2 separate regions of the Homo sapiens genome follow, and region 2 is linked to region 1. A link is a loop called in an ENCODE intact Hi-C map of the cell type or tissue named here. Cell type or tissue: PC-9. All regions are shown on one strand. Links, peaks and the distances in the headings refer to the core of each region. The heading gives the core; the rest is flanking DNA. Region 1 overlaps TSC22D2 (TSC22 domain family member 2). Region 2 holds the start of LINC01214 (long intergenic non-protein coding RNA 1214).

What was found. A loop is a pair of places that touch in the nucleus more often than their neighbours do. Peaks named below come from ENCODE experiments on the same cell type or tissue, not always from the same donor. Only the 100,000 strongest peaks of a DNase experiment are listed, where the experiment ranks them.
Region 2: a loop joins it to region 1, with 6 times the contacts of the local background. A loop is called at or near these places in 2 of 110 quality-filtered maps.

Annotation. Positions count from the first base shown.
Region 1 is chr3:150,462,267-150,478,208 of GRCh38, reverse strand. It overlaps TSC22D2 (TSC22 domain family member 2), which reads right to left. Exons shown (of 3, transcript NM_001303264.2): 3 at 11,787-15,942. Among named protein-coding and RNA genes, the nearest start is that of TSC22D2, 62 kb to the right of the region's middle. RefSeq lists an enhancer at 8,481-8,981. In PC-9, for the core only: no CTCF peak of the experiment used is centred there; DNase peaks (open chromatin) are centred at 7,638, 7,908 and 8,418; H3K4me3 peaks cover 1,325 bases; H3K27ac peaks cover 2,500 bases.
Region 2 is chr3:150,310,906-150,326,847 of GRCh38, reverse strand. It overlaps LINC01214 (long intergenic non-protein coding RNA 1214), which reads left to right and starts at 3,101. Exons shown (of 4, transcript NR_110186.1): 1 at 3,101-3,137. All of the region lies in intron 1 of LOC107986141 (a long non-coding RNA gene), which reads right to left. In PC-9, for the core only: no CTCF peak of the experiment used is centred there; a DNase peak (open chromatin) is centred at 9,157; H3K27ac peaks cover 629 bases.

The DNA.
Region 1 (15,942 bases), core at 7,455-9,954:
AGATTCATACATAGAAATGAAAAGCACATGAAAAAGCAAATAAATGGGTAAATAGAAAGGAATATTATATATACGTAAATATATAAGTATATATATAAATCTTTTAACATTTTTATAAAATGTAAGATTGCATAAAATGATAATTATAATCTTGTATTGAGTTTGAGTTTACAACCTTGAAATAATATATATGACAATAATAAAATAACAAAAAGGGGGGAATGCAGCTATATTGGAGCAAATTTTTATAATTTTACTAGAATTACATTCATATTAATTTGAAGTAGATTTTGTTAAATTAAGATGCATATTATAATCCCTAGAGCAAACACTAAAAAATTTACAAAACTCAAAACAATGTAATAATTTTTAAAAACTAACAAAGGAATAAAAGCAGCACACACAAAAATATCCATTTAACACAAAAGACAGTAAAGGAGAAACAAAGGAAGAAGAAACACATGGGACATAAATAAAATAGTAAAATGGAAGACAAATTGAACCATATCAATAACTACATTAAATATGAACAATCTAAATGCTATGCAAAAGTCAGAGATTGACTGACTAATAAAAGCAAGATCTAACTATATGCTACCTACAATAGACACATTAGATTTAAAGATAAAAATAGGTTGAAAGTAAAAGGATGGGGAAAAATGCCATAAAAACAGTACCATAGGAGAGTTGGAGTGGCTATATTAATAGACTTTAAGACAAGACATATTACTAGAGACAGATGGATGCTTTATAATGAATATGTAACAATTATAAATGTATATGTTCCTAACAACAGAGCCCCTAAATACATAAAGCAAAAGTTGATAGAATTAAAAAGAAAAACACTATTCAAAGAGACTTCAATACCCCATTTGATAGAAAATTAGTAACGATATAGAAGACTATCAACCAACCTGATACAACTGACATTTTTAGAACACCACACCTAATAACAGCAGAATACACATTCTTTTTAGTGTACATGGAACATTCTCCAGAATAGACTGGATGCTAGGCCATGATACAAGGCCCACATTTAACAGAATTGAAATCATACAAAGTATGTTCTCTGACCACAACAGGATTAAATTAGAAATGAGCAACAGAAGGAAATTTGGAAATCTCCAGATATTTGGAAATTAAATAACATGCTTTTAAATAACCCATAGTCAAAAAAGAAATCATGAGGGAAATTAGAAAATATTTTGAGTTGAGTTAAAACAAAAACACACACAAAATCAAAATTTGTGGCATGCAGTTAGTGCAGGGAGGGAAATTTATAACATTAAACACATTAAAAAAAGAGAAAAATCTTAATCTAAGCTTCCACCTCAAGAATCTAGAAAAAGGAGTAAAATAAACTCAAAACAAGCAAAAGGAAAGAAATAATAAAAAGTAGAAATCAATGAACTTGAGAAAATAAAAACCAATAAAAATCATGTTCTTGGAAAAAAGTCAACAAAATTGAGAAATCTTGAGCTAGACTAACCAAGAAGGAAGAGAGAAATAGAATATTTTCAAAATCAGAAATGAAACGGTTCATCACTACCAGTCCTATGGAAATTAAAGAGTTCACAGGACTGCTATGAACAAATTTACATTAACAAATTGGAAAACTTAAATGCAAAGATTCTTAGAAAGATACAAATTACCAAAACTGAACTAAGAATAATTAGAAAATCTGAATCTACCTATAACAAGTACAGAAATTCATTTAATAGATAAAATGCTTCCCATAAAGAAAAGCTTGGGTCCAGACAGCTCTGTATTCATTTCCTATTGCTGTATAACAAATTGCTGTAAATGTAGAGGCTGAAAATAACACCCTTTTATTAGCCCTCAGTTTTGTATTCCAGAAGTCTGACATGGTGAGACTAGAAATCAAGATGTCTGTCAGACTGAGTTCTCATCTGGAGGCTCTGGAGAAGAATCACTTCCAAGCTCACTTAGGTTGTTGGCATAATTCATTTCCTTGACCTTGTAGGAGTGAGATCCCCATTTTCTTGCTGGTAGTCCCTCAGGGGCTGCTTTTAGCTCTTAGAGGCTGCCTGCATTCCTTGTCATGTGGCCTGCTCCATCTTCAAGCCACAATAGCTCATTAAATATTTCTAGTGCTTCAGATTTCTAGCTTTCTCTTTTTCCATCAACCAAAAATCTTTCTGCTTTTAAAAGGTTCATGTGGCTAATCTCCCTTTCTTTAAGTCAACTGTTTCATATAACATAAGCTAATCATAAGAGTAAAACCCATCATATTTACAGTCCCAGGGCATTTTAGAATTCTGCCTGCTGCAGCTTCATTGGTCAATTCTATCAACTGTAGTTACAATAGCCAAAACAATTTTGAAAAAAAAGAATAAATTTGAGGATTTATACCATCTGATTTCAAAACTTGCTATATAGCTACAGAAATCAAGACACTGTTGTATTGGCATAAAGATAGGCATATAGCTTAACAGAATAGAATCGACAGAAATAGAGTTTATATTTACATTTGAAGGTTTTACATTTATAGTCAATTTTTGACAAAGGTACCAACATCGTTCAATAGAGAAAGGATAATCTTTTCAACAAATAATTCTGGATCAATTGGATATCCATAGCAAAAGGTAAATTCATACCGTTGTTTCATACTATATACAAAAATTAACTCAAGAGGGATAAGAGACTTACATGTAAAAAGTAAATATATAAAATTTCTAGATGAGAACATAGGAGAAAATCTTCATGATGTTGGGGTAGGCAAAGATTTCTTCTTAGACTCAATGTGAACCATAAAAGAAAACTTTGATAAATTGGATTTTGTCACATGAAAACTTTCTGCTCAAAATGAAAAGGCAAGTCACAGACTGGGGGAAGATATCTGCAGTACTTATATCTGATGAAAGATTGTGTATAGGATATACAAAGACATTCATCTTGGCTGTGATTGTGGTTACATGGCTGTATACTTTTTCAAAACTCAGCAAGCTTTATTTAAAATGTGCATTTTAGTGAATAAATTATACCTCAATAAAGCTGATTAAAATATATTAAAAGGATATCTTATTTGATTTATTTATTTTTTGAGATGAGTCTCGCTCTGTCGTCCAGGCTGGAGTGCAGTGGTGCAATCTTGGCTCACTGCAACCTCTGCCTCCCAGGTTCAAGCAATTCTCCTGCCTCCCAAATAGCTGGGATTACAGGTGTCCGCCACCACACGCAGCTAATTTTTGTATTTTTAGTAGAGACGAGGTTTCACCATGTTGGCCAGGCTAGTCTCAAACTCTTGACCTCAGGTGATCCGCCCACCTCGGCCTCCCAAAGTGCTGGGATTACAGGTGTGAGCCACCGCACTCAGCCTAAAAGGATATTTTAAATAATATTTACATGCTTTGATTAGTCTCCTTGGAGTACTGCAGCTTAACCATTTTTTGCTTTTTCACTCACTCAGCTTTTCCCCCTGGGGATAGGTAGTTTTTTAGCTAAGTGGAACAGAGCGACGCAAGGGGTTCAAATAAAAGATATATAGCCCTGTGGCATCTTATCAGAATATCAATATATTTGGAGGCTAGACTGGTGCAGTGGCTCATGCCCGTAATCCTAGCACTTCAGGAAATAGAGGTGGGCAGACTGCTTGAGCTCAGGAGTTCAAGACCAGTGTGGGCAACATGGCAAAACCCTGTCTTTACAAAAAATACAAAAATCAGCCAGGTGTGGTGGCATGAACCTGTAATCCCAGCTACTTGGGAAGCTGAGGTGGGAGGATCGCTTGAGCTTGGGAGGCAGAGGTTGCAGTGAGCTGAGATCCTGCCACTGTACTCCAGCCTGTGTAATAAGAGTGAGACCCTGTCTCAAAAAAAAAAAAAAAAAAAAAAAAAAGAAAAAGAAAAAAAAATACATGTATTTGGAGGCTAAAAGGAATCTGGGTTTTGGAGCTAGGGAACTGAGTTTCTACTCTGATTACATATCAAAAAATCCTAGCTTTACCCTTTGTGAGCCTCACGTCTCTGCTTGTCTACAGTGAAATGCCCTACCCATGGCTCAGCGATTTGTCTTATTCACATGATGTGAAGGTAAAGGGCTCAAGAAATGTTGGCCACTCTTATTCTAAAGAAATTCTCATGTAACTAGACAAAGATGTATAGAGAAACAATTTTGATTACAGAAAAAAACTGAGTGCCATCTAAACATCCATGAGTAGGGGACTGTCGTGATATGACTTATTATACAACACTATGCAGCTATTTAAAAGAATAAAGACAATCTCTATGTTCTGTCATGAAAAGATGTTTGTGATTACTGTAGATTTGTAGAAAGCAAGTTGAAGAAAAATATGTTTAGTATAATCTCATTTATGGTAAATGAAAACACAAAATGTGTGTATCTCAATTATGTGCAGAGAAAACTTAGCAGTTTTACTCTGCAGAGTGGGATTGCAGATGAATAGAGAGGGGAGATTTTGCCTTGTTTTTTTTGAAAATTAACTTCTTTATTGAAATATTTCAATGAGCATGTGCTACTTATTTTTTTTTTGAAGTTTTTTTAAATTATACTTTAAGTTCTAGGGTAGATGTGCACAACATGCAGGTTTGTTACATATGTATACATGTGCCATGCTGGTGTGCTGCACCCGTTAACTCGTCATTTACATTAGGTATATCTCCTAATGCCATCTCTCCTCCCTCCCCCGACCCCACGACAGGCCCCAGTGTGTGATGTTCCCCTGTGTCCAAGTGTTCTCATTGTTCAATTCCCACCTATGAGTGAGAACATGTGGTGTTTGGTTTTCTGTCCTTGCGATAGTTTGCTCAGAATGATGGTTTCCAGCTTCATCCACGTCCCTACAAAGGACATGAACTCATCCTTTTTCATGGCTGCATAGTATTCCATGGTGTGTATGTGAGCATGTGCTACTTATTAAGAAAATACACCTTTCATTTTTTTTTTTTTTTTTTTTTTGAGATGGAGTCTCACTCTGTCATCCAGGTGGGAGTGCAGTGGTGCCATCTCAGCTCACTGCAAACTCCGCCTCCCGGGTTCAAGCGATTCTCCTGCCTCAGCCTCCCGAGTAGCTGGGATTACAGGTGTGCACCACTAGGCCCAGCTAATTTTTGTATTTTTAGTAGAGATGGGTTTTCACTATGTTGGCCAGGCTGGTCTCAAACTCCTGACCTCAAGTGATCTGCCCACCTCAGCCTCCCAACATGCTGAGATTACTGGCGTGAGCCACTGGGCCCAGCCAGAAAATATACATTTCTAACAAATAAACAATCAGCACCAATCCTCTTGAACTGAGAGTGTTCTGATTGAAGTCTGTTTGGTATTTTGTGGATGGAGACTTACCTTTCTTCATTCCAAGGAGTGTATATTGTCATATATTGTTCTCTTTTGCCCATCCCAAATGGCCATCTCTTGAATCACAGAGCTGCCTAATGAAATCAAGTAGATGAATCAATGAATAGGAATAAATTGGGTACAGTTTCAACATAATTTTTTCCAGAAAAGGGGTTCTTTCTTCCTGTGACCTCTAACCTATTTAAGCACAATGGGGAGAAAAATGTGGGCTATGGCCACCCATGGGCTGGAATCTAGTTCTACCACTAATCTGATCTGAGATCTTGGGCAGGTCACAAGCTCTCTGGATTCTCTGAACCTGTTTCCTTATCTGTCAAATGAGCCAAATACTTGCTTTCCCAAGGCTTACTAGGGTAGTTGTGAGGTTCTAAAGAGATAAAGGAGGAAAAATACACCTGAGCCCAGGAGGTTGAGGCTGCAGTGAGCTGTGATCGTGCCACTATACTCCAGCCTGGGCGACAGAGTGAGACCCTGTCTTAAAGGGAAAGAAAAGGAGGAAAAATAGATTTTTGTCAGGAGTGCTGTAAAACTTGGTAGTGTTATTATTTGGAGAAGGTGATTAAACCTATCTAGGTGACCTTGGATTTATCACAGGTGCTATTTCCTGGGCCTAAAGATTGCCTAGTCTTTTTCCCAAGCTTTTGGTCAAAAAGCAGTGAGGAGAAAGAGCATTGCTTCAACCAGATGCCTAGAAAGGGGTGAGAAAGAAAACAAGAGCAGCATTTACTGTATGCTTGCTGTGGGCCAGATCCAAGTTACGTGATTTACATATTTTATATTGTTTGATCCTTACAACAAGGCTATGATTTGGCTATCTCAGGCTACATTTAGAGATCAGAAAGCTCAAGAATAAAGAATATGTAAGATAGGTGTGAACCCTCATTCATTCATTTAATAACAGTACAATCATGTGCTGCATAACAACATTTAGGTCAACTGTGGGCCGCCATCAGTAAAGTCACAGGGCAACGCTTTACTCACATGTTCGTGGTGATGCCCGATGTAAACAAACCTACTGTGCTGCCAGTCGTATAAAAGTCTAGCACATACAATTATGTATAGCACATAATACTTCATAATGATAATAACCATGTTACTGGTTTATATATTTACCATACTCTACTTTTTATCTTTTAGAGTGCAGTCCTACTTATTAAAAAAAAAAAAAAAAAAGGTAGCTGTAAGACAGCTTCAGGCAGGCCCTTTAGGAGGTATTTCAGAAGAAGGCATTGTTCTCATAGGAGATGACTGCTCCATGCATGTAATTGCCCCTAAAGACCTCTTCCAGTGGGACAAGATGTGGAGGTAGAGGGCAGTGATGTTGATGATCCTGATCCTGTGTAGGCCTAGGCTAATATGTGGGTTTGTGTCTTAATTTTCAACAAAAAAGTTTAAAAAGTTAAAAAATTTTAAAATAGAAAAAAGCTTATATAATAATATAAAGGAAGTATTTTTGTACACTTATAGAATGTGTTTGCCTTTTAAGCTAAGTGTTATTACAAAGGAGTAAAAAAGTTAAAAAAATTTCAAGTTTATAAAACTAAAAAGTTACAGTGGCTGGGCATGGTGGCTCACACCTGTATTTCCAGCACTTTGGGAGGCCTAAGGGAGAATCTCTTGAGGCCAGGAGTTCGAGACCAGCCTGGATAACAAAGGGAAACTCCCATCTCTATAAAAAATTAGCCAGGCACAGTGGCATGTGCCTGTAAGTCCCAGCTACTCGGGAGGCTGAGGTGAGAGACTGCTTGAATCCAAGAAGTGAAGGCTGCAGTGAGCCATGATCATACCACTATGCTCCAGGCTGAGTGACAGAGCAAGACCCTGTCTCAAAAAAAAAAAAAAAAAAAAAGGCCGGGCACAGTGGCTCACGCCTGTAATCCCAGCACTTTGGGAGGCTGAGGAGGGTGGATCACGAGGTCAGGAGATCGAGAACATCTTGGCTAACACGGTGAGACCCCGTCTCTACTAAAAATACAAAAAAAAATTAGCCGGGTGTGGTGGTGGCTGCCTGTAGTCCCAGCTACTCGGGAGGCTGAGGCAGGAGAATGTCGTGAACCTGGGAGGAAGAGATTGCAGTGAGCTGAGATCATGCCACTGCACTCCAGCCTGGGAGACAGAGCAAGACTCTGTCTCAAAAAAAAAAATTACAATAAGTTAAGGTTGATTTATTATTAAAGGAAAATGTTTTAAAAATAAATTTAGTGTAGCCTAAGTGTACAGTGTTTATAATGTCCACAGTAGTGCACAGTAATGCCCCCAGGCCTTCGTATTCACTCACCACTCACTCACTGACTCACCCAGAACAAATTCCAGTCCTGCAAGCTCCATTCATGGTAAGTGCCCTATACAGGTGTACCATTTTAAATCTTTTATACTGTATCCTTACTGTACCTTTTCTATGTTTAGGTACACAAATACTTACCATGTGTCACAGTATAGTATCAGTACAGTGACATGCTGTAGTTTTATAGCCTAGCAGCAATAGCTATACAATATAACCCAGGTGTGTAGTAGGCTAGATCATCCAGGTTTGTATAAGTACACTCTATAATGTTTGCACAATGACAAAATCCTAACGACACATTTCTCAGAATGTATTTCTGTCAAGCAATACATCACCGTACTAGTTACCAGGAATACAATTGTGAATAAATAAGTAGAAGTCTCTACTCTCGCAGAACTTACCCTCAAACGGGGCCCAGTTTGAAGTTTCTCAGCTGTCAAAGGGCAATGAGGGGATTCTCATTCCATTTTATACCACTCAGTTTCTGTCTCTAAGTACTGGCACCTTCTCACCCCAAGTTTCCTAGGCTCTTCACTTTAAACCCCCTATGTAGGGCCCAGAGCCTCTTCTCCTCCTCCCGCTGGACCTCCCCTCCTGGGGCTGACATTCTCCTCCTCCTCGTAGAACTCCCTTCTGGGGGATGACATTCTTGAGTATCCTGGGGTAGAAGATTGTTGTAACCTTTTTTCCCTCCCAGAGTGTGATTATCTGAGCAGAGGAAGCCTCCAGGAAAGCTGCATTACCAGATGAGTCAGCTGTCATCACAGCCATTACCTAATGCTGAACTGGGATGGGTTCAGGAAGCTGAAGTCAGTGAATATAAAACTAAGACTCACAGGTTTGGAACTCAAGGTTGCTGGAAGCAAGAGGCTGGCGGTGTTTCCACAGCTATTGCCAAGTCTCTACTTGTTCACTCTCTCCAGAGAACAGAACAGGGAGGTCTTCAAAAGTTCCATTTTAAAAGAAGCTGGTGTTTCTGAGAAGGGACTCTCCCTTTACAGTTTTTCTCAGTGAATGCTTTAGCACGAATAGACTACTCGGGGCAGGATGGAATAGGGGGAGGTGAGAAGAACAGGAGACAACGCTGGCTGGAGAATGGTAGGTAAGAGGAGTCATTAATAGGAGAGTCCCACAGACCTAGGTTCTCGTGCTGACTACCTAGGTTCTTAAGCTAATGTCCCAACACTGAAACCTCTTAGTGGGTTCCTTATGGGAAAGACCATTAAGATGATAACAAAATTGGTCTGCGTGAAGAATCAAGACACAGATACCAAAGGAAATAGAACACATCGGCACCAGAGTTGCTGATCTGTATCGCCTTGCTTAGAAGTATTGTTGCATGTTGGCCGGGCGCGGTGGCTCACGCCGGTAATCCTAGCACTTTGGGAGGCCAAGGTGGGTGGATCACCTGAGGTTAGGAGTTTGAGACCAGCCTGACCAACATGGTGAAACTCTGTCTCTACAAAAATACAAAAAATTAGCCTGGCATGGTGGCGCATGCCTGTAATCCCAGCTACCAGGGAGGCTGAGACAGGAGAATGGCTTGAACCCGGGAGGTGGAGGTTGCTGTGAGCGGAGATCGCGCCATTGCACTCTAGCCTGGGCGACAAGAGCAAAACTCCATCTCAAATAAAATAAAATAAAAAGTATTGTTGCATGTGCTAAATGTTACCTACCCCATGCAGCCTTTCTTAGTAAACTTCCTGGTTCATGGTCAGATTGTAAGGATAGTATGTCTAGTCTCTGTGTGGCAGAAAGTAAACCCAGAAAAATCCACTGCTCATTTCTGTAACTTTTCACTCTCTGAATCCGTGGGCTAACCGACCTGCTTTTCTTACCTGCAGTTGCTTCTTCTGAACTAGCCCTTTCTCTGCCCAGACATGGGCTTCCCACCCCTATTCCCTCAAGGTACTCTTCACTTAGAAGTTGCTTCCAGACTCAGCAGTAAACAGACAAATCTTCAGGTCGCCATTTCCTGTTATCAACTTTTTGGGGGCTTTTTCCTGGCTTCTCTCTACTAACACCTGAGTCATAGCATCCTAAATCAACTCACTGCATTCTCTTTTCCTTCTTCCCAGAATAAAATATCAGAGTAAGTCTTCCCTAATCATGCCTTATTTATTTTTATTCCTTTGTAGGTACTCAACTCATTATTTTGAAAACTGGGAAATAAAAGGAAAGAACTAAGTCTCTCCCTTTCTTATACAAACTGTACCACAGGGTAGCTGAATAGTTGGTAAGGGCAAGTCTCTCTTTAGAGAAGTATTTCGCTAATGAGTGAGAAGGGATAATAGAATTAATAGGCTAATGGGTCTAGGTAATGATTATCCATGCTTCCAACATCACAAAATAGAGACAGACATTATATGATGGAAGTATATACCACCACTTATGAATTAATCTTGACAAAATATAAATCTGATTAAACTTCTAGAACTAATTTAGGAAATACAGGGACAGAGGATTCTATAAGAATGCAATTAGGAAAACTCAGACTTCAGAAAAAACTATGGGGCAAATAACTGAGATTCTTGAAGAATTTCAAGATGAAAAGAGAGGTATGGGGAGCCCACATATTAAAAGAGACTTTAGAGGAATGCCAACCAATTGCAGTGTATGGACCTTATTTTGACCCACATTCAAACAAATACACCATAAGAAATTTATGATAATCAGGGAAATGTGGACATTGAGTAGATTTTTAGTAATATTAAGGAATTGTTCATTTTGAGGTGGGGTGATGGTATTTTAGTTATAATTTTTCTTTAAAAAATCCTTGTCCTTTAGAGGTATACGCTGAAATATATATGGATAAAGTCTATGATATCTTGGATTTCCTTCAAAATAATCCAGAGGATCATGGATTCTTTCTAAGTATTGGCATTCTCTCACCCCAAGTTTCCTAGGCTCTTCACTTTAAGCCCCATATGTAGGTCCCAGAGCCCTTTCTCCTCCTCCCCCTAGAATTCCGTCCTGGGGTTCACATTTTCCTCCTCCTCTTGGAACTCCCTTCTGGGGGGTGACATTCTTGAGTATCCTGGGGAGGGGAAATGAGTGGGAGTATAAATAATGCAAGATTGGCCATGAGTAGATAATTGTTTAAGCTAGGTGATAAGTACATGGGAGTTCATTATACAGTTCACTGTTGTATATGGTTGAAAAATCCACAACAAAATGATAAACAAAATTGTAAGGTAACCACTGGAAGAATGTATCTGGAATGTATAACTTCCCAACCAAAAGAGGGATCAAAAATGAATAAGAAACAACTGAATGAAAGCCAAGAAAAGGGAAAAAGGGTGTGTGTGTGGCAAGGCAGTGGCCGGTGCGGGGGTGGGGTGTCTAGAAAGCATTTTAAGGAGAAAACATGAAATAAGATGGCAGAAATACATCCAAATATGCCACTGATGAAATAGACATGGATTAAATTTTTCTATCAAAAGACAGATTGGGTTAAGAAATTAAAAATTCAAGCCAGAAACAGTGGTGGATACCTGTAGTCCCAGCTACTTGGGAGACTGAGGTGGGAGGATTGTTTGAGCCTAGGAGTTCAAAGCCAGCCTGGGCAACATAGCAAGACTTCATCTCTATAAAAGAAAAAAATTGGGAACACTTATTCTATTTCATGGAATGAAGTGTTGCCTGGTTCAGAAAAGAAAATTCAACTATATACTTTTTATAAGGGAAACTCTTTATAAAAAAAAAGTGAAGTTAGAAAATGAAGAGATAGAAAACTACTAGAGTAATGAAATGATCATAAAGAGAAATTAGGAGTAAAGCAGTTCAATAAGATATGGGATAGAATTAGCAACAAAGTGATCATCAATGACCTTGACAAGAACAGTTTCAGTGGCACAATGGGAGCTAAAGCCAGACTGCGTTTGTGATAAGCTGTACGTGGAAGAGGAAAAAGTGGAAAGGAAGAGGAAGGAGCTGAAAAAGCAAGTGAAGGGAACATATTTTCAGTTAGGGGAGGTGGTCTACTCATTTATTGGCCAGTTATTTATTGAGCCTGTATAAATACTGATGTGAAAAAGCCATGGGAGAAGGCGAAGTAGAAGAAACAGGTAGGGGGGGAAGATATTCCTGGGGAGGAAAGATGCTGAACATGATGAGACCCCAGGTACCAGGGGGAAACATTAGCAGCAGACAAGAAGAAAACACATTATTTTATTTTATTTCTAATTTATTAATTTGTCATTACACAAACAATACATAAATGCATATTCAAAAACATCAAACATTACAGTTAAAGCTAATGCACGCTACCAAACTACTGTTGACAGTTTGGTTAGTATCCTTCCAGACCTTCTCTCTATATAATACACAAATATGTACTTGTAGAAGTACACTATACAGTATTTGTGTGTGTGTGTGTGTGTGTGTGTGTGTGTGTGTGATGTGATTTAACATCACTAGTATCATATGTATTACAGGTATTGTCTTTCAATTTTTCCCCCAAACTTTTAACATTGTCTCCTGGAGATCCTTCCATGCCGGACATGTAGGACTCTCTCTTTTTCATTGATACTTAATACTTCATCATGTGTACCATAGTCCATCCTCTTGATGAGTATTTTGGTTTTTCCAATTTCATAGTATTACAGTAGCTCCCCCATCATGGAGGATATTTTCCAAGACCCTCACTGAATGCCTGAAACCATGAATAATACCAAACCCTCTATGTACTATGTTTTTTTATGATCTGATAATAGAAATGACTAATGGGCATTATAAAATGGGTATATAATGAGTGTATACATTGTGGATACACTGGACAAAGGGATGATTCCTGTCCCAGGCAGGATGGAGAGGGATAGTGAGAGATTTTTATTATACTATGCAGAAAGGTTTGAAGTTTAAAACTTATGTTCGTTTCTGGAATTTTCCATTTAATATTTTTGTATTGTGGTTGACCTTGGATGACTGAAACCTCAAAAAGTGAAAATGCAGATAAGGGGGTCTACTGTACAAGCAAAGGTGCAATTGACATCATTGTACAGGCTATCTTGTGAACACATGTATGTTTCTTTAGGACATTAAAAGTTGGAATTGTTAGGTCACAGGGTATGTGACTTTTAAAATTTAATGGGTGATACACAATTGTCTTTAAAAGAGGCTGTGCCAATTTGTATGCTCACTAGCAATGTATTCCTGTTTTTCCACACCCTTTCCAGCTTTTGATTTGTATGCACGCTAAATATTAGTTGGATCTGAGATGGTTTCTTGTGTTTTAATGTGCACTTCCCTTATTTTGCTGAGATTGAGCTTCTCTTTATAACCTATTTGTAAAGTTCTTTGCTTATGTGCATTTTCAAATGGACAGGGTATATAGCTTCATAGCTTCCAATTTCTAAAAGGGAGTAACCAAAAAGTAGAAGACTAACTGCTAGTCTAGCTAGAATTAATTTTTGTGAAAGATCTAACTTTATATTTCTTCTAAATTGTTATGCTATCCCATACTATTTGTTGAATAATCCATTTTTTCCTTACTAATTTGAAATGTCACTTTTATTACTTACTCAACATATTATTTGTGTTTCTGGATTCTCAGCTGTATTAGAGATTTATTTTTGGTATCAGTCACCTGAGTTATTCTTAACTTGGTTCATTAAATGGTAGCTGATTTTGTCAGCCAAGATAATAAGTGTCACTTGTTGCTTATGAGACAATAGACAATATAATTCATGACACATGAATCCTATTCTAGTTAACTTTGATTTAAATCAATTTCATTATCTACAACTTAGAGTATTAAAAATGTGTAAACTTTTCTCAGATTAGTTCCTCTTTTTTAGGGAATACTTCATAGGCTCGATGTCGAGGTGGAAGGCTTTTCCCCTCCTTCTAAAAGTATTATTTGATGTTAAAGCTTTCTGGTGATTTAAAGTTGTTTCCTGGCAATATCAAAGGATTTTTACATGGGATGGCAATATTACTGTTGATTTATAAAAACCTTTCATTTAACAAATGATATAAGGTTCACAAACTATAACATATACTCTGAATAAACAATATGGCACTTTAACTTTTACACTTACACTGGACTGAGCTCATTGGAGCACACAAATCATGTCCCATTCATCTTTCTATCCCCAAACATCCAGTACAGGTTGCAGCACCTAAATTGAAATAGAATTAAATTGCATGTCAACATTTTTTTTATAAAATAAAAAAAAGAAACCTAAATTTCTTGAAAACATCACTTTTAGGGTTTTACAAAGTCATACATGTTTCTTTTTATTAGCCACTGACCTGTTATTATTTCCATCTCAAGTGTGGGGAAAATGTTCCCTTGCTGTCTCTGATCTTCCTCAGGTATGATATGACCTATCTATAGATACATTGCATGCCTGTGAAATGACAGCAAGAACTGTGATCCGGATAACATTTGGATTGCAGCAGGCAAGAGTATTTTACAGTTGTTATATGGAAATATTGTAGGCATGCAAAAGAATGGAGAGATGAACTTAACTTTTTTATGGAGAAGTTGAACTGTGGCATTTGCCTTGTTTTAAAATTCAGTTGTTTTTATGATCTAAGTTAGCACACCTTTCCCTTCCCTCCAAGGGGATAAATATGGCTTCTGTGGACAATGTTGTAGTCTGTAAACTTAAATACTATGGACCCATGACAGTAGACAATGGGAAAATTCCCCAAACTGCCTAGTCTATCAGTTTCCCTGCTGAGAATGAAAAATAAAGCTAACTCACTCACCATCCAGGTATGCTGAACAAATTCAACAACTAAATGGACTGCGCCAGTGCAAAATACCAGCGTCTTACTTTGCCATCACCAATCTGAAAATCTGTCTTATTTTTCTTATTTGATGATTCCATGGCGGGGTTCGGGGGGGTGGTGGGCAAGCAAGAATGTCTGTGAACTTTAACTTGCTTCAGAGTGCCTCACTTAGCATTTTCATCTATGAACACAGCATGTCATACCAATTGTACTCCACAAAAGATATAGTTACAGTAGCACTTGTATAAAGTAATCCTTGCAACCTATGAAGGAAAGCCATACATTTAAAGGGATCTTGCTGTAGAAATTCTGTGAACTGGTACAGAAATACAGGACAAAGATGTATCCTGAAATATTGAAAAGGAGTAAATGGGGTGCAAGTATACATCACTAAATAATAAACTATTACTATTGCTAGAAAATAGAAATATGGATTATTAAGAGGCTTGAAGCAGAAGGAGGTGGGAGAAAAGGTCTGGTTTTGGATAGGCAGGAGACTTAGAAAAAAGAAGCCTGCAGGACTGACCTATGTCAAAGAATAAAAGGCTAAAGCCTAGCAAAACCTATTCTGCCTTGGGCTGTCAGTACCTACAGTGGGGGCCAGAACCTGTATTATCCTTTCCAGGGAGCAAGGAATAGATTTTAGGGAAAGGCTTTGGAATCAACATCCTAATCCTAGTCACCATAAAAGGATTCCATTTAGTTTACCTTTAGGGTAGAATTGAGAGACAGGCATAGTGACAGCAAAGGTTCCATTCCCCAACCCTTTTGTTAAATTCTTGAAATCCCTTTAAGGAAACAAAGACTTTCATTTCACAGATTTATAACTGTTGGAAGGAAAAGACCGAGTCAAACTTTCAAGTATGAGTTGGGACTCTTTAATCTTTTTTTGGAGGGACAAGAAAATAGGCAGCTGGGTGCGGTGGCTCACGCCTGTAATCCCAACACTTTGGGAGGCCCAGGCGGGCGGGGGAGATGACTTGAGGTCAGGAGTTCAAGACCAACCTGGCCAACATGGTGAAACCCTGTCTCTACTAAAAATACAAAAATTAGCCTGGCATGGTGGCACACGCCTGTAATCCCAGCTACTCAGGAGGCTGAGGCAGGAGAATCGCTTGAACCTGGGAGGCGGAGGTTGCAGTGAGCCGAGATCTTGCCACTGCACTCCAGCCTGAGCACAGCAAGACTCTGTCTCAAAAAAAAAAAAAAAGAAAAAAGAAAAAAAGAAAATAGGCACCTGATACCTGACACTGGGAATGGGATGTTCATTGTGGAGAGGAAAATGGTACAGAAAGACCCAAGACAAACTTCCTTCATGACCTTCACAAAATTGCCTATGTAATTTTGCCCTTTCATTTATTTTCCGGATTGTCATCCCTCCTAAATTATTTCTCAGCTTCCAGTTTCAGCTACTCTAACCTACCTCCCATCTGCCACTGGAATTGTGCACATCCAGCATAATTTGAGCATAGTATCCCATTGCTTAAAACCATTCAATAAATCATTCTTGCTTTCTGAATAGATGCCAAAATACTAGGTCAGTGGGGAAGTCACTGCCTGCCTGTCTCCAATGCAATTCTGTG
Region 2 (15,942 bases), core at 7,714-10,213, 150 kb after region 1:
AAAATGATTTACATGCCAAGTTGATATAAAAGCATTCCTCTGAATGAATACAAAAAAACATGTAGTATTCTGTGTAAGAAGCTCTGTAACTGTTTGGTAAAGCATTTTTTTTCACTGAGGATAGAATCATTAATGTATACATTTTCCACTGAAATCCAAGCTATTTTATTTTGGAGGTGAGTTTTGAAAAATTATACAAATTTATATAGTTAGCAATGTATACTTAGAAATAATAAAAAGGAATATTAAATTGCTTGTATATGTTTATTATAACTATAATCAGTGACCATAGTTTTAAAACCAAAAGCAGGGCACATAGTTTGCCAAACAGTCTTACACAATCATTAATTTTGAATGCATTGCTTGAATGCCTACTGTGTGCCAGATACTGTATTAGTTTCTGAGCATATGACAATGAACTGGAGTCACACACGGTGATCATAGAGCAGAATATTTCTTATTGAACTACCTCAGAAAATCTAGGTTGACTGATTGCTATAGTTATAAATCATGCCTAGTTGCATATTACTACAACTTTTGGTTGAATTTAATGGGTAATTTCTTTCATGTGACAAAATGTCACTATTTGTACATAAATTTCCACACAAGGTATAAAATAGGGTACATATGCTGTGGTTTATGGGCTTTTGTTAATGCAAAGTCCCTGAAGCCTACAATTTAGAAGTGGTTTACATTCCAGAAGTTTGTTTACAAGTCACTTGTTCAATGGTAGTTTTCCAAAGCCGATCAGCAAAAAACCTATTTAACCTATAAAGCAGCTGAAACCAAGCACTTGTCTTATAATTAAAACTAACCACTAGGTTTAACAATGTTTCTAAGGTTGAGGGCATTCAAAGTTCAATTTCAGTTCTATCCACAAGCACATTTTTCCTGGAAGCAGTATGGAAATGCGAGTGGGAACATTTCCCTAATTCCAAGATAATCAAGGGAGCTACCACCTAAGCAGGGGCAGGTCCAGGCTTTGCAGTGGCCTGAAGATTAGACCACTTGGGGGGCCCTCTTTAAGAAGAATAATACAAAATTAGATATGAGACCTTGCAAAGGGCCCGTGCAAGCTAGGACATCCGAAGTTTAAGCTTCATTGGTGTCCTTGGTAAATCTGTCTCTATAGCTATGGCAGGGTCAGGCCAGGGGTAACAATGGATGGATGGGTGGGAGATTTGTGAGAGGAAGTTGAAGCTCTGTTGGGGAGCAGTTAAAGGACTAAGAGAGATAGACACTAGGCCCCTAACATAGCCAGTGTAGGGGGATGGGACATTCAATAGCTATGATTGTTCCCATGCCAGAGATGGTGTTACCCTGACCTTTAACAGTCAGAGTCAAAGGCATGTTGTTAGAGGGACAGGACCTTTGGGGTGGCAGGATGGGGCCATATGTGGGACATTAACAGGATTGGTGAAAGGATGGGTAAGACTGGCTCAAAAGCGAAAAGTAGAGGGATGGGGATGGGGACAGATTCTATAGCTGAGGTGGGATGGGGCGCAGGGTTTAGGTTAGCTCCACATTGCTGTGATTAGCGGTTAGAAGGATCAGGCCAGCATTAGAAAAGGGGATTGTCAAGGAAGAAAGGAGGTGCATTCTCACCTGCAGCAGGTGGACAAAAGAGGCCACAGGTGCAGGGGCAGTAAGAAGGGGTGGAGTCCACTCGAGTTCAGAAAAGCATGATGTAAGGGGCCATGAATAAGTCAGAAGCCATGAGTGAGACACAGCCTGTAATTATGAAGGAGGATAACACTCACCAGGCCAGAGTGTGATTCGGATGCATATGAGTTGAGAAAACCCAATCATTTCAGATGAATTAGAACAATGTGTTAGCAAACCCCACATGAACGTGTAATCTGCAGTAGTTAGGCTTAGGATAAACTCTGGTGAGCACTCTGTGGTGACAAGAGATAAGCCCATGACCTTTAAATAAAGGCCACTGGCTTGGTTGAGAATAATTGTCTTTCCTGAGGAACAAGTGAAATGAGATTTTGATTTCTTACACCAGAAGAGCTTGAGACAAAGCCAGCTGAGAAATGTAGAGTCTGCACGTGAGCACCACTCAGTCATTTTCCCCTAAAACCTCTGTGGGAGAGAGACTCTGAATATGAGCCTTCTCTAATAGCTCAGCTTGGGTGACTTCTGTGGCCCCAGGCAGCTTGGGCAACTCCTCTGGCCCCAGGAGTTTGATCAGAGAAATTTCCACAATTAATGCTGTAGGTAAGTGTTCTTGTTTTGAAAAGAATGCAGTGGCCATTATGCCTATGCATGTATCTACAAATAGTGTCCTTTTAAAAGGCATCTATAGCATTAAGCAAAGATAAAGAATGGTAGTTATGAAATATAGGGGCGGGGTGCAAAAAACTAACGTAAAGCTAGTATGTTAGGAGTTCTGCAATGTGAATCTAAGGTCAGATGTTATATGAAAAACTACTGAGCTGTTTTTCTTTCTCATGGAGAAGGGTGTTTCAAAGCAAGAAACAGAAAATGTGAAGTATATCAGTCAGGCCCTCTGGCCAGAAAAACAAGCCGTTCCAGGTTTTTCTGACAGTAAATTTGACATAAAGAATTGGTTACCTATGAAACAGAAGAGCAGAGAAGCCAAACATGAAATGCAGGGAGAATTCCAGAGATTAGCAACCTTCTCTCACTTTAAGACTGGAAGAACAATAGCAGAAAGTGGCATTATCAGAGCCCAGGGCCATTCTGTGGGGACTAGAACCATAGTAGAGACTTTCCAGTTGGAGCTGAGACCACAGAGGGGACATTACTGGTGCTTGAAATACCACAGGGAACACAGAGAGAAACATACGCTGGCTTCTTTCTTCCTTTTACCCCTCATTCTAGTGCTCATGCCTTCCATTGGCTATAGCTAGCTGGACCAGAGGTCCAAGCAACCTGGGAAATGTAGTTTCTTTCAGCCAAAGCAGAGTACTGGATTCCTAAGACAGCAAACTGCAGGTGGGCTGCATAGCACAACAAATTTAAGTTTTGTGTAATTAAGGATGTTGCCAAACTGCCTTGGAATTATTAGCCCTTTATGAGATCAACCCTGTAATAATGGTCATAATGTGTCCGGAATTGGTGGGTTCTTGGTCTCACTGACTTCAAGAATGAAGCCGTGGACCCTCACGGTGAGTGTTACAGCCCTTAAAGGCAGTGTGGACCCAAAGAGTGAGCAGTAGCAAGATTTATTGCAAAGAGCGAAAGAACAAACCTTCCACAGACTGGAAAGGGACCCAAGCGGGTTGCCACTGCTAGCTCAGGCAGCCTGCTTTTATTCTCTTATCTGGCCCCACCCACATCCTGCTGATTGGTAGAGCCCAGTGGTCTGTTTCGACAGGGCGCTGATTGGTGCGTTTACAATCCCTGAGCTAGACATAAAGGTTCTCCACATCCCCACCAGACTCAGGAACCCAGCTGGCTTCACCCAGTGGATCCAGCACCGGGGTTGCAGGTGGAGCTGCCTGCCAGTCCCGGTGCCGTGCGCCCCCCACTCCTCAGCCCTTGGGCGGTCGATGGGACTGGGCACCTTGGAGCAGGGGGTGGCGCTCATCGGGGAGGCTCGGGCCGCACAGGAGCCCATGGAGGGAGTGGGAGGCTCAGGCATGGCGGGCTGCAGGTCCCGAGCCCTGCCCCGCGGGAAGGCAGTTAAGGCCCGGTGAGAAATCGAGCGCAGCGCCGGTGGGCTGGCACTGCTGGGGGACCCAGTACACCCTCCGCAGCCGCTGGCCCGGGTGCTAAGCCCCTCATTGCCCGGGGCTGGCAGGGCCGGCCGGCTGCTCCGAGTGCGGGGCCGGCCAAGCCCACCCCCACCCGGAACTCCAGCTGGCCCGCAAGCGCCGCGCGCAGCCCGGGTTCCCGCTCGCGCCTCTCCCTCCACACCTCCTTGCAAGCTGAGGGAACCGGCTCTGGCCTTGGCCAGCCCAGAAAGGGGCTCCCACAGTGCAGCGGTGGGCTGAAGGGCTCCTCAAGTGCCGCCAAAGTGGGAGCCCAGGCAGAGGAGGCGCAGAGAGCGAGCGAGGGCTGTGAGGACTGCCAGCATGCTGTTACCTCTCAATAAGGTGACTAGAAAATATTACTGTATTATTAGTGAAATTCTTGAACTTGACCTTCACTATTTTTGATATAAAAATTTTAATAAATAGGTAATACAGGCACATGAAACAAAATTCAAAATTATGAAACATAGTTTAATGCCTACAGCTTTGTTTTGTTTTTTTGTTGCTGTTGTTTTTGTTTTTTGCTTTGTTTCATTTTTGCTTAGGATTGCTTTGACTCTTTGGGCTCTTTAGTTCCATATGAATTTTAGAATAGTTTTTTCTAATTTTATGAAGAATGATGTTAGTAGTTTGATAGGAATAGCATTGAATCTGTAAATTGCTTTGGACAGTATGGCCATTTTTACAATATTTAGATTCTTCTAATCCATGAGTGTGGAATGTTTTTCCATTTATTTGTGTCATCTCTGATTTCTTTCAGCAGCGTGTTGTAGCTCTCCTTGTAGGGTTATTTCACTTCCTTGGTTAGCTGTATTCCTAGGTGTTTTATTTTCTTTGTGGCTATTGTGAAAGGGATTGTGTTCTTGATTTCACTCTCAGCCTGGATGTTGTTGATGTATAGAAATGCTACCGATTTTTGTACATTGATTTTGTATCCTGAAACTTTGCTAAAGTCATTCATCAATTTTACGAGCCTTTAGCAGAGTCGTCAGGATTTTCTAGGAATAGAATCATATCATCAGTGAAGAGAGATAGTTTGACTTCTTCCTGTCCTATTCGGATGCCTCTTATTTCTTTCTCTTGCCTGATTTCTCTAATAATTCCGGTACTATGTTGAATAGGAGTGGTAAGAATGGGCATCCTTGTCTTGTTCCAGTTCTCAAGGGGAATGGTTCCAGCTTTTGCCTATTTGGTATAATGATGGCTGTCAGTTTTTCATAGATGGCTCTTATAAAGCCACAGTAACACAACAGCTTGGTACTGGTACAAAAACAACACACAGACCAATGGAACAGACCATAGACCAATGGAACAGAATAGAAAACTCAGAAATAAAGCCACACACCTACAACCATCTGATCTTTGACAAGGCCAAGAAAAACAAACAATGGGGAAAGGACTCCCTATTCAATAAATGGTGCTGGGATAACTGGCTAGCTATATGCAGAAGATCGAAGCTGGACCCTGACTTTTCACCATAATCCAAAAATAACTCAGAATGGATTAAAGGTTTAAATGTAAGGCCTCAAACTATAAAAATCCTGGAAAACAACCCAGGAAATACCCTTCTCAACATCAGCCTTGGCAAGGAATTTTTGGCTAAGTTTCCAAAAGTAGTTGCAACAAAAACAAAAATAGAAAAGTGAGACCTAATTAAACCAAAGAGCTTCTGCTCAGCAAAAGAAACTATCAGCAGAGCAAACAGACAACCTGCATAATGGGAGAAGATATTTGCAAAGTATACATCTGACAAAGACCTAATATCCAGAATCTATGGGGAACTTAAACCAACAGGCAATAAACAAATAACTTCATTGAAAAATGGGCAAAGGACCTGAACAGACACTTCTCAAAAGAAGTCATACATGTCACCAAGAAACATGAAAAAATGCTCAGCATCACTAATCACCAGAGAAATGCAAATCAAAACCACAGTGAAATACCATCTCAATCAGAATGGCTGTTATTAAAAAGTCAAAAAAACAACAGGTGCTGGAGAGGTTGCAGAGAAAAGGGAACGCTTATACACTGCTGGTGGGAATGTAAATTAGTCTAGCCACTGTGAAAAGCAGTCTGGAGATTTCTCAAAGAACTTAAAGCAGAGCTACATTTCAACCCAGCAATCCCATTACTGGGTATATACCCAAAAGAAAGTAAATCATTCTACCAAAAAGACACATGCACTCATGTGTTCAGTGCTACACTGTTCACAATAGCAAAGACATGGAATCAACCCAGGTGCCCATCAATGGTGGATTGGATAAAGAAAATGTGATACATATATACCATGGAATACTATGCAGCCATAAAAAAAGAATAAAGTCATGTCCTTTGCTGTAACATGGATGGAGCTGCAGGCCATAATTGTAAGCAAATAAATGCAAGAACAGAAAACTAAATACTGCATGTTCTCACTTATAAGTGAGAACACATGGACATAAGCTTTGAGCATACATGGACATAAATATGGGAACAGTAGAGACTGTGGACTACTAGAGGGCATGGTGAAGTTAAAAAACTACCTATCAAGTACTATGCTCACTACGAGGGTTACAGGATTTGTACTCCAAACCTCAGTATCATGTAATATTCTCACGTAAAAAATCTGCACATATAACCCCATATCTAAAATAGAAGTTGAAATTAAAAATTAAATTAAATTTTAAAAAGTTATGAAAGGATAATGAAAAGTCTCAGCCAGTCCTCACCCTCCCATATAGCTATATCATATCTATATATCCATATCTTAATCTATATCTATCCTTTTTTCTATATACAGAAGATATATATTTTCTCTTCCACAAGTGATAGCATACCACATGTGCTGCTCTATTGATTCATTTGGGACCTACCAATTTAACTCCAAAGATATTTCTTCTCTGTAGAAATACAATGGGTGTGCCCATTGGGTCAGACTTGTGCCTTTCTATAAATCATCAGGCTTGCAGTCATCCAGTGTTCAACCAGTCAGGCAAAGAATTCTCCAAGGCAGTAATTCAACAGAAGCTTTGTGGATTTGTCAGACTGATTCAAGGGTTTGGAATGACTCACTGGGGCTTGGGTTAAGTAATCTCTGCTTAATCATATCACTTGGAGCAAAGGTAAGTTGAAGATTTAAATCCTGGTGGCTCAGTATCTCATCTGGACACTGGCAGAGTAATTCTCAGCCCAGCAACAGTGTCAGGGTCAGAAAAACAGCCCCAAATGCCTTGTATTATTGTACAGCAAGACAATGTCTGCATGGGTTAAAAAGAGTATGTGCATATGTCTGTGTTTATGTATATATATGCACACGTACAAATACATTAATATATTCACATACATATATTTGTACATACTACACATGTATGTACACATGGGAAGAAAACAGATTTGAAAATTTCTCAAGTCTCTGGAACAGAGACATCTTTATAAGCTTCGAAATGATAGAAATAATTACAAAATGAAGAAAAAGCTCAATTGATTATAAGAACATTAATATGTTCTGCATATAAAAACACCAGAACAACAAAAATACAAAACACTGGGAAAATACTTTTGGTAAGTATGACAGGTAAAGGGATGACATCTTAATTATTTAATACACTCATGTACAGCTATATAGTGAGGTGACAGTAAGAGCCTCAGCTTTGATGTTAGACTTCCTATGATATAAACTTATCTGGGTCCCAGTTTCTCCATCTGTAAAATGGTTATTATGGTAATACTTTTTGGAGTTTTGTGAGGTTTAGATGTGATATATATGTAAAATACTTAGAACAGTGCCTAGAACTTGATAAACACTCAATGGGAGTTACCTATTATTGTTATTAGTAAAAGCAAAATTGTTAAATAAATCAAAAATGACCTGAACTGTCAACTGCAGTTGTAACACAAGGGAAATGTTCAAATTTATAATTTATTCAAGAAATATATTGTTGTACTTGGCCAGAGTAGTTAAAAAATTAATACCCAATGCTAGTGAAGATGAAGTAAAACTAATACACTTTTTGTGGCAATAAGGTTAAAACTATACTTTTGAAAAGAAAATTGGCAATGTATATTAAGAGTTATGCAATGTTTAAATTCTTGTTTAATTTGATCACTTTGCAACTTATAATTTTCCTTAAAGATATAATCCAAAGAGAGAATACCTTATAAACTATTTTTTTCTGCATTGTTTATGAGAAGAGCATAAAGTCCAAAGCAGCTAGCATACTGCTTTGGTTGATTACATTCTGGTACAATAATTGTATGTATATGCATCAATACCAGATGATAGTTATTTGCAACAAAATGGCAATTCATATACTGTAGTTATGTAGTTTATATTAAAAATATAAAATTCAAAGTTATAATGACTATATAGCAACATTCTTATTATGTAATTTTGAAATTTTATATATTTTCCCCATACTTAAACTCATATTAAAAGCTTGGGAGGCAATACATGTAAATGAAAATTGTTGTGTTTGGGTGATGCAGTTATGAGTAATCATTTTTCTTTCTTTTTTTTATCTTTAAAATTCTTTAAAATTACTTTTAAATTATAAAAGTAATTCATGCTTATTGTTTAAAAAATTGCAAAGGCATATAGAGCAGAAACTAAAAGTCCCTTATGAATCCCCTCTCCCAATTTTCTACCCTCCCATCTCTGTTCCAACTCCTCAAATCTCACACTCTTCCTCAGCAATGACCACTTAGGAATATGTCCTCCTAAATACCTCTCTATGCGTTTACACATACATACATATATCTGCACATTTACCACACGCATTTTTCTTACATTAATGGGATTTCTACTATTCTGCTATTTGCCTTTTTTGCTTCATTGGTATATTTTCTTTGGTCTTATTCCTTGTCAGTTCAAATAGAATCATATGATTATTACATTTACAATATGGGCACACAAAGATTTGTTTTTATCAACCCATTATTGATGAATTTTTGTGCAGTCTTTTTTTTGCTATTGGAAATATTGTTACAATCCTTGTACTCTTTGTTAATATGTGTATTTCTTTAGGACAGGTATTTAGAATGAAATTGCTGGGCCGAAGATTTGCCCATTCAAATTTCTAAGAGTTGCTTCCAAACCATACTGTGAGAAGATTTTATCAATTTTTATCTCCATAAATTTTTTTAAAGAAAATAGTCAAACCAGAAGTCCCATGAAACTAACTTAAGAGATAAGCAAAAGTGTCTATAGCCCATTGACTTCCATATCAGAGGTAGGTAGCTTAATTTTGGTTTTATTCTTTCAGTTATCCTTATAAATTTAACTAACTCATGATTCTACCATACCCCTCATTCATTTTTTACTTTAACTTTACTTTGACGTTCTGGTCAGTATGCTCATTTCTAGGTTTTGTCCTAGAAGTGTGTTTGAACTGGTTGGATCAACTTAGTAAATAAAGATGAGTAACTTTGTAAATAAAGCTAATTTTGACACTGTTCCTAGAGCCGCTGGGCATGGTTGTGCTGTTGTGCTCTACAAAGGGGACTCAAGGGCACTGACATCCTGTCTGTGCTCCACTCACCAAGCCCTGTACCCTGGGTGCAGGCAGGGGAGGGCAGAGTCTGCTTGGAGGAAATAGTTCCTTTCCAAATTCATGTAAAAAATGGTTTATTGAGGTCTTAGCTGCCCTGATGATTCATAATTAAAATTTTTTTAATTTAACTGATTCTTTACCTCTCAATAAAGTTTGCCATATTAAAAGGATGATGAAAAATTTACAATTAGCCTTAGAATTTAAAGGGTAAGTATAGTTCAAACATAGTTCTGTCAGAATTTGGCTATGATGAAAAAAAGTTTTGGTGAGCTAAGGAATCCAAGGAGAATACACATCATTAGGAAAAGAACTATAATTGAAAATTCAGAAGCAATCTAATAATTTCCTTATCATTGATAGATTTTGGAAAATCATAAAATGAACTCATGCATATACTGCCAAATAATGAAATAGAATAGGGCTAGGATACATCTAGTTTATAATTATTATAGTTGTTGAGTATTGTTCCACTGTTAAATATCTTTTTTTTGGAAAGCTCTAACTGAGATATATTCAAGCAGATATAATTATTGCTGTTCCATAGATGCTAAACAAGATATTTCATGTTATCTGTAATGAGGCATGAAGTAATTACAATTTCAATGGTGAGCACTTGATAAGTTGTAGATCATCTTCCAATGTAAGAAGACATCCTCACTCCACTTTATAATGTTTAAACTAGAACTCACACGGTGTGCCTGTGAAAGCAGTCAGCAGTGAACAACTTAAATAGAAAATACTGAGCATAGAGTTGATGGACTGATGTGCATGGATTGGGCAAGGATCTCATAAAAATCTTAACATGAGCTGATCCTATGGGCCTAAGTAACATCAGGAAAGGTTTAGGTTACACCCAAAGGTAGGAAGGAAGAAAGGAAAAGGACAGACTTGCCAAGGGAAGTATTGTTACCTGAAGTTTCCAAGGTAACAAAATTATCTTTTGGGGATACCTTTATAATAAGACACATGAGTTTATGAATGTAGGCTTTAAACTTTTTTTTTTTCTTTTTTTTTTTAGAGATGGGGTCTGGCTAAGTTGACCAGGCTGGTTTCAAACTTCTGGGCTCACGTGATCCTTTCACCTCGGTGTTCAGGGTAGCTGAGACTTACAGGCACACACCACCATGCTTGGCTATGGCTTTTTTTGTGTGTTGTTTTTTTTTTTATTTCTGGCGATGGCAGGAATGTAAATTTTAGGAGAGAATGAGAGACTAGCTCTTGTTAGGGATTCTAAAATTCCACTAAATAATTCCTGACTCTGACAGTTGGCAGGTATATTCTGGATGGGCTCTAATAAATTAGATCAGTATTTAACAAGGAGAATTATTTTTGCTTTGCTTTCTGTGACTTTGGATTCACTCAGAAGGAAAGTGAGGGCAGGATGAGTATGGACCACAGTTCTCATGCTCCTTCTGGCAGCTCTAAAACCATCAGAATCTAGGACCATCCCTGCCCTTGACTGCATGGGGAGTTTGGATCTACTAACATGAAGTTGCCAAGTCACAGTAATATCAAATTCAGCCTGGGCCCAGCTGTTGAGTCCCTGAAGTTCTCAGGCAAAATGAGAACTGGTAGGACTGGTAAGAACAGAGCATCAGGTGGGTGGGCAGCATAAGATGTGTGTGCTAGAAAGAGGAGAGGGGAGGATATGCATGTCAGCAACGACTATTTGCCACATTCTCTGAGGCTGGCAGCAGCTCTGGAGCAAGACATTCTGAGTTACTGGGGCAACAAAAACTGGGTTGGTAAAGCAAAGCCACAAGTAGTTCTTAAATTTCATTTAAGCCTCAGAATCAAGCCTCTTATTAAACTGCTAAACTGGGTCAGTTTACAAATAACATTGGACTGGTCTCAACCACCTCATTAATTCTCTTCTAGTTTATGTCACAGAAACTAGTCTATGCCTTCTCACCTGTCTGTAGGATGATCCCCTGGTTAACTGAATATAGTCTATGTGTTTTTCTCTAGAAGATATATGTCCTGAGGTGAAATCCCAAATCATAAGACACCCATAATTTACCATTATAAGAAAACAAAGAGCTCAATTACAATGACAATAATAATAGTTAACATTCATGGAGTGCTTATGGCTAACTACTGTGCTGAGTGTTTGTACACATTGCATAATTCAATACGGAAAACATCCACTTTGAAATATAGACTAGTAGTTATTATCCTTATTATAAAGTTGAGGAACCTGAGTGATAAAGAAGTTAAGGAGCTTGCCCATGGTCACATCGCTAGTAATGGCAGTAACCAAGATGTTTGGCTCCCATAAGGAAAACCTAACCAAACCTAAGGAAATCGTAACCCTTAATATACTCAAGGAGCAGGCTAGATCCACTTATTTATTGTAGCTTCTTTTTCTTCTCTTTATCCATGAATATAAACTATTTCTGAACATCACCCTGGAAAGATAGCTTTGAGTTGCATGCCTCCTGTGCATATGGTATACACATTAAACTGTATATACCTAGTAACAGAATAACATGAAAGACTGGACCCAGCAGCCTGCTTGGCATACTGCAGTCTTTGAGCCCCCTTGCGGGACCCCCAAAGCAGATTTAGTGCTTCTGGGAAAGAACTGTCCCCTCTCAATCACAGAGTTCAGTTGAAACACTGTGAGTATGTAATCCGTGACACATAGTGAGGGAGGAAACCAGTATTTATCTATGGGGTTCAGCCCCCAGTGATAAGGGACAATATGAATGGGACTTTTTCTTTCCTCATGGTTGGCAGAGGCCCAGTCAAGCTGCCATCAGCTCCTCCAACGGCCAGAGGCTTAAAGGAACTTCTGAGTCTAAAAAAAAAACAGCAAAGCAAAGGAAAAAAAAAAAAAGAAAAAGCTAGGTCACCCAACAGGTAGAGCAGGGCAGGTGACAGGTGACAGGCTACACGCCCTGCTGCTGGGACTGTGTTCACAGCCTGGCTCTAGCAGTCCTTTTGCTAGGGCTGTGAATTTTTCTCTGACAGCTTAATACTTTTGGGTGGGACAAAAAAGTGTTAATGTAGTGTAATTTTCAATCCATTTAAAGGGGCTTAATTCAGAATGCTCCCTCCCATTCTTTTGGCTAGGACGCCTGTGGGTCAGCATTTGAGATACAGTTAGATTTGATCCAGCTGAGCAGGGAGTACCTTGCAGCCAGCTAGTGATCTGGAAAATGTTTATGACACCTTGTCAAGTGAAAACAACAGCATATAAAACAGCAGTACACTTGAAATATGCACAGAAAAATATTAGAAGGATAGATACCGCCAAGTTAACAGTGGTTACCTCTAGATGGTGGAATATGGGGGGTTTCTCTTTCATTTTATTCTTCATTCAGATATCATTTGAGTGGTTTCCATGACTGAGGCATAACAGATTCTTACAAGTATTTTCTTTTGTGTTTTAAAACACTTATGCTATACGAACATCTGTTTCTTTTGTAATAAGAAAAGAGCTATTTTTCAAAGACTACCTCATATCTCTAACAAAAATTTTTACCTCTTTAGAAGACAACCCAGTGCACAAAAATCCTCAACTTAAAAACAAGTAAACTATGATGTGACCATTCATTTTACAAATAGATTCGCCACGTGGTTATTTTTAATAGAGTGCTCCCTTGCCCTCCATATCTGATTCAGTTTTCAATAATTTGCCTCCATAACAAGGGAAATGTAAATTCAAACTTTGTAAATTAGGATAAAATTATTTACACACCCTTTGGTTTAGCTTTTTAATCCAGGTTGGAACCAATAAATGAGAAAAGTAAACTATGGTGATGGAACGCCCTTGCCCACAAAATAGGGATATGCGTGTAGCAGAGACGGCCTCTTGCCCATTGACATCTCTATCAGGCCTGGTGAGCTGGATCTGCTGCAGGGATTCTGCTGCTCCTGCCTCTAACCTCACCCCTTCTCCCTCTCCAACAAGCCTTGCTGCTTTCTGTCATTCATAAGTGCCTTGGCTGTGATGGGGACCAGTGGATGGTGAGGCATGTGAGAAAAGGGGAATGATGCTCTGCAGCCGGGTGCATGGCCTAGTGTTAGTGCTCAAAGAACAGAATGAAAGAGGTTTCATTATTTTCAGAGTTAGCCATAGAACTTGAGTATCTATCAGAAGGAGTTTTATGTGCTCCAAGAGGCTGAGGGAGCCTTGGGTAGAGTGAGGGATGTAGTTGGTGCTGAGACCCCACACTGCTCCTGTGGGGATTGAAACTGTAAGGGGTTGAGGGACAGAAACAAGGATCCGCCTATAATCGGAAACAGTAGAGAAGGTGAGTTGGGCCAGGACTAGTGTGGCTTTTTATGCCCACTTGAATCCACTCTATTCAGTTCCTATCATGTGCCAGGCTATGCACTAGCATGGAAAATACAAGTGTTGTGACTCAATTGGCTTCCAAGGCAAGGCAAAGTAAGGGTTGCATAGGTCACAAATCCCATAATATTGGAAGAAGTTAGCCGTGGGTTGTGGGAGAAGTGTCTACAGAAAGTCTGAGCATACAGAGGAGACTTACAGGAGGAAAATATTTCCTGGAGTGGGTGGCATTCAAGAGGATCAAGGACTGTGAGAGGCAGGAAAGGGGAGGGGGATATCAGTGGATGTATTAGCTTAAAAGTGTGGAGCTGGGAGACATTACCTGCTCCTGTCTGGTTGGAGGGTAAGGTGGAGATAGGAGCCCGGCGACACCATCTGTACCTGTGCAGGGAAAGTGCCAGCTACAGAACTAACAGGGTTTGTTTTAACTATAGAAAGAGATATATATCCATGGGTATCTTTTTTTTGTTGTTTGTATTTTAAAAGTGCACAATCAGAGCAACCATCACCACTATCTAGTTCCAGAATATTTTTTATCATCCCCAAAAGAAATTTCATACTCATTAACAGTCTATCTTCTCTCCCTAGACCCTGGCAAGCACTAATCTACTTTCTGACTCTACTGATTTGCCTATTCTGGACATTTTATTATAAATGGAATCATACAATATGTGGCCTTTTGTGTCTGGCTTCTTTCACTTAGCATAATGTTTTCAAGGTTCATCCATGTTGTAGCACATATCAGAACTTCGTTCCTTTTGATGGTCAAATTATGTTTCATTGTATGGATATACCACATTTTGTTGATCTGTTCATCAGCTGATGGACATTTGAGTTGTTTCCCCCTTCTGGCTATTATGAATAATGCTGCTAAAAACATTTATTTACCCATAGGCATCTTAAATAAATACACAGGAGTACCCACTTGAGTGAATGAAGTTTCAAATATTTTCTTCTCTACCAATGAATGTGGAAGTCTTTCTAGGGCTTCACTCTGGCTTAGCTCTCAAAAACCTTTTACACTCTTTGAGGACTAGCTTGCTCTTGGCCAGCTTGCTCTTTTTGCAGTCTCTGAAGTGGATCCATTTCTGGGTTTCTGTTTGGTAGTTTCTTAATCTAAGAGCAGGCATTGCCCCCACATTCCCTGTACAAACAAGGTTCAGCTGCCACCTGCATGTGTCAGGTTGGGCAGTTATTTTACAGGGAGGATTCCAGGTCTCACATGTGCACTGCTGTGCTCAGGGCTATCTTGAAAAAGGCAGGATTTTCACCCTGCCACAATCAGAAGAGAAAAAACTCTAAACTCTGGGCAATCTTACACAATCAATGCATCAGAATGTTACCTAAATATTTATTTCAAAGAAGGAAACATTCAGATTTATTGTTTAAAAATACTCACTGTATAATATTCAAAACTGTATTTTTGTTCTTTTGGGTACATTTTTGAAATGTATGTATTTTATATGTGACCTAGAGTCCAAGACAAGTAAATTGTGGCCCGAATCCAGAGATCATTTCTTCAAACTACTTTTCTTTGTTCTAATTTTTCTTTTGATCCCCTTATTCCAAACCACAGCCTTCTTTCTTCTATTCCCCACTCAATAACTCTAGACCCTCCTCTGAAAAAGTCCCTAAATCATAGCCTCTCTTCTTTAATCTCCCTTTCCAGACCTCACCCCCTGGCCCTTCTAGTTACCTCCTCCTCCAAATCACAATTCTCCCTTTCAAAACTTTTAAAACTCATTTCCTAAACCAGCTTCTTTTCCCAAATCCACTTTCCTGAAAACTATAGTTTACTTTTTGGAACTGAAAGACACACATGTCCTACAATCAGTAATGGGGCTGGGACTGCTTCATGGAGAGAAGAGACCAGGAAGCTATGAACTTTGGAGGCTCTGGAGACATGTGGAGAGGCTGCTGGAGGCAGAAATTCAGAAATTCTAGAACCATGACTTCAGGGCCCTCTGGATAAGCCTGGGGCTGTGGGCAGCTGCCCTCATTTTGCTGAACTTTGATTTTCTCATCTGGCATATACTAAGCCTCTGGTTCACAGGAGGTCTCAATAATAATATTTGTTGACTTGATTAAGTGGTCGAATGAAGGACTAAGACAAGGTGACCTCTAAGCTGCTTTCAGCTCTATGTAAAACTCTAATATCCATGAAGTCAAGATGAAGAGGATTGGCAGAACTTTTGAAGTTTCAATTATCCAACCAATTATTTTCATTTTGTTCTTCACTTTGCTTGTGTACATGAAGTCTTTTTTTGTCGAGGAGGAAAATCAGTTGAATTTTCCTGGGAATAGATACAAGACAGTTTACTCCCCTCTTTGGACTCCAAACTCCTTGACTATATATCTGTCAGTAGGAGCTAATGAAAGTAACTTTGGT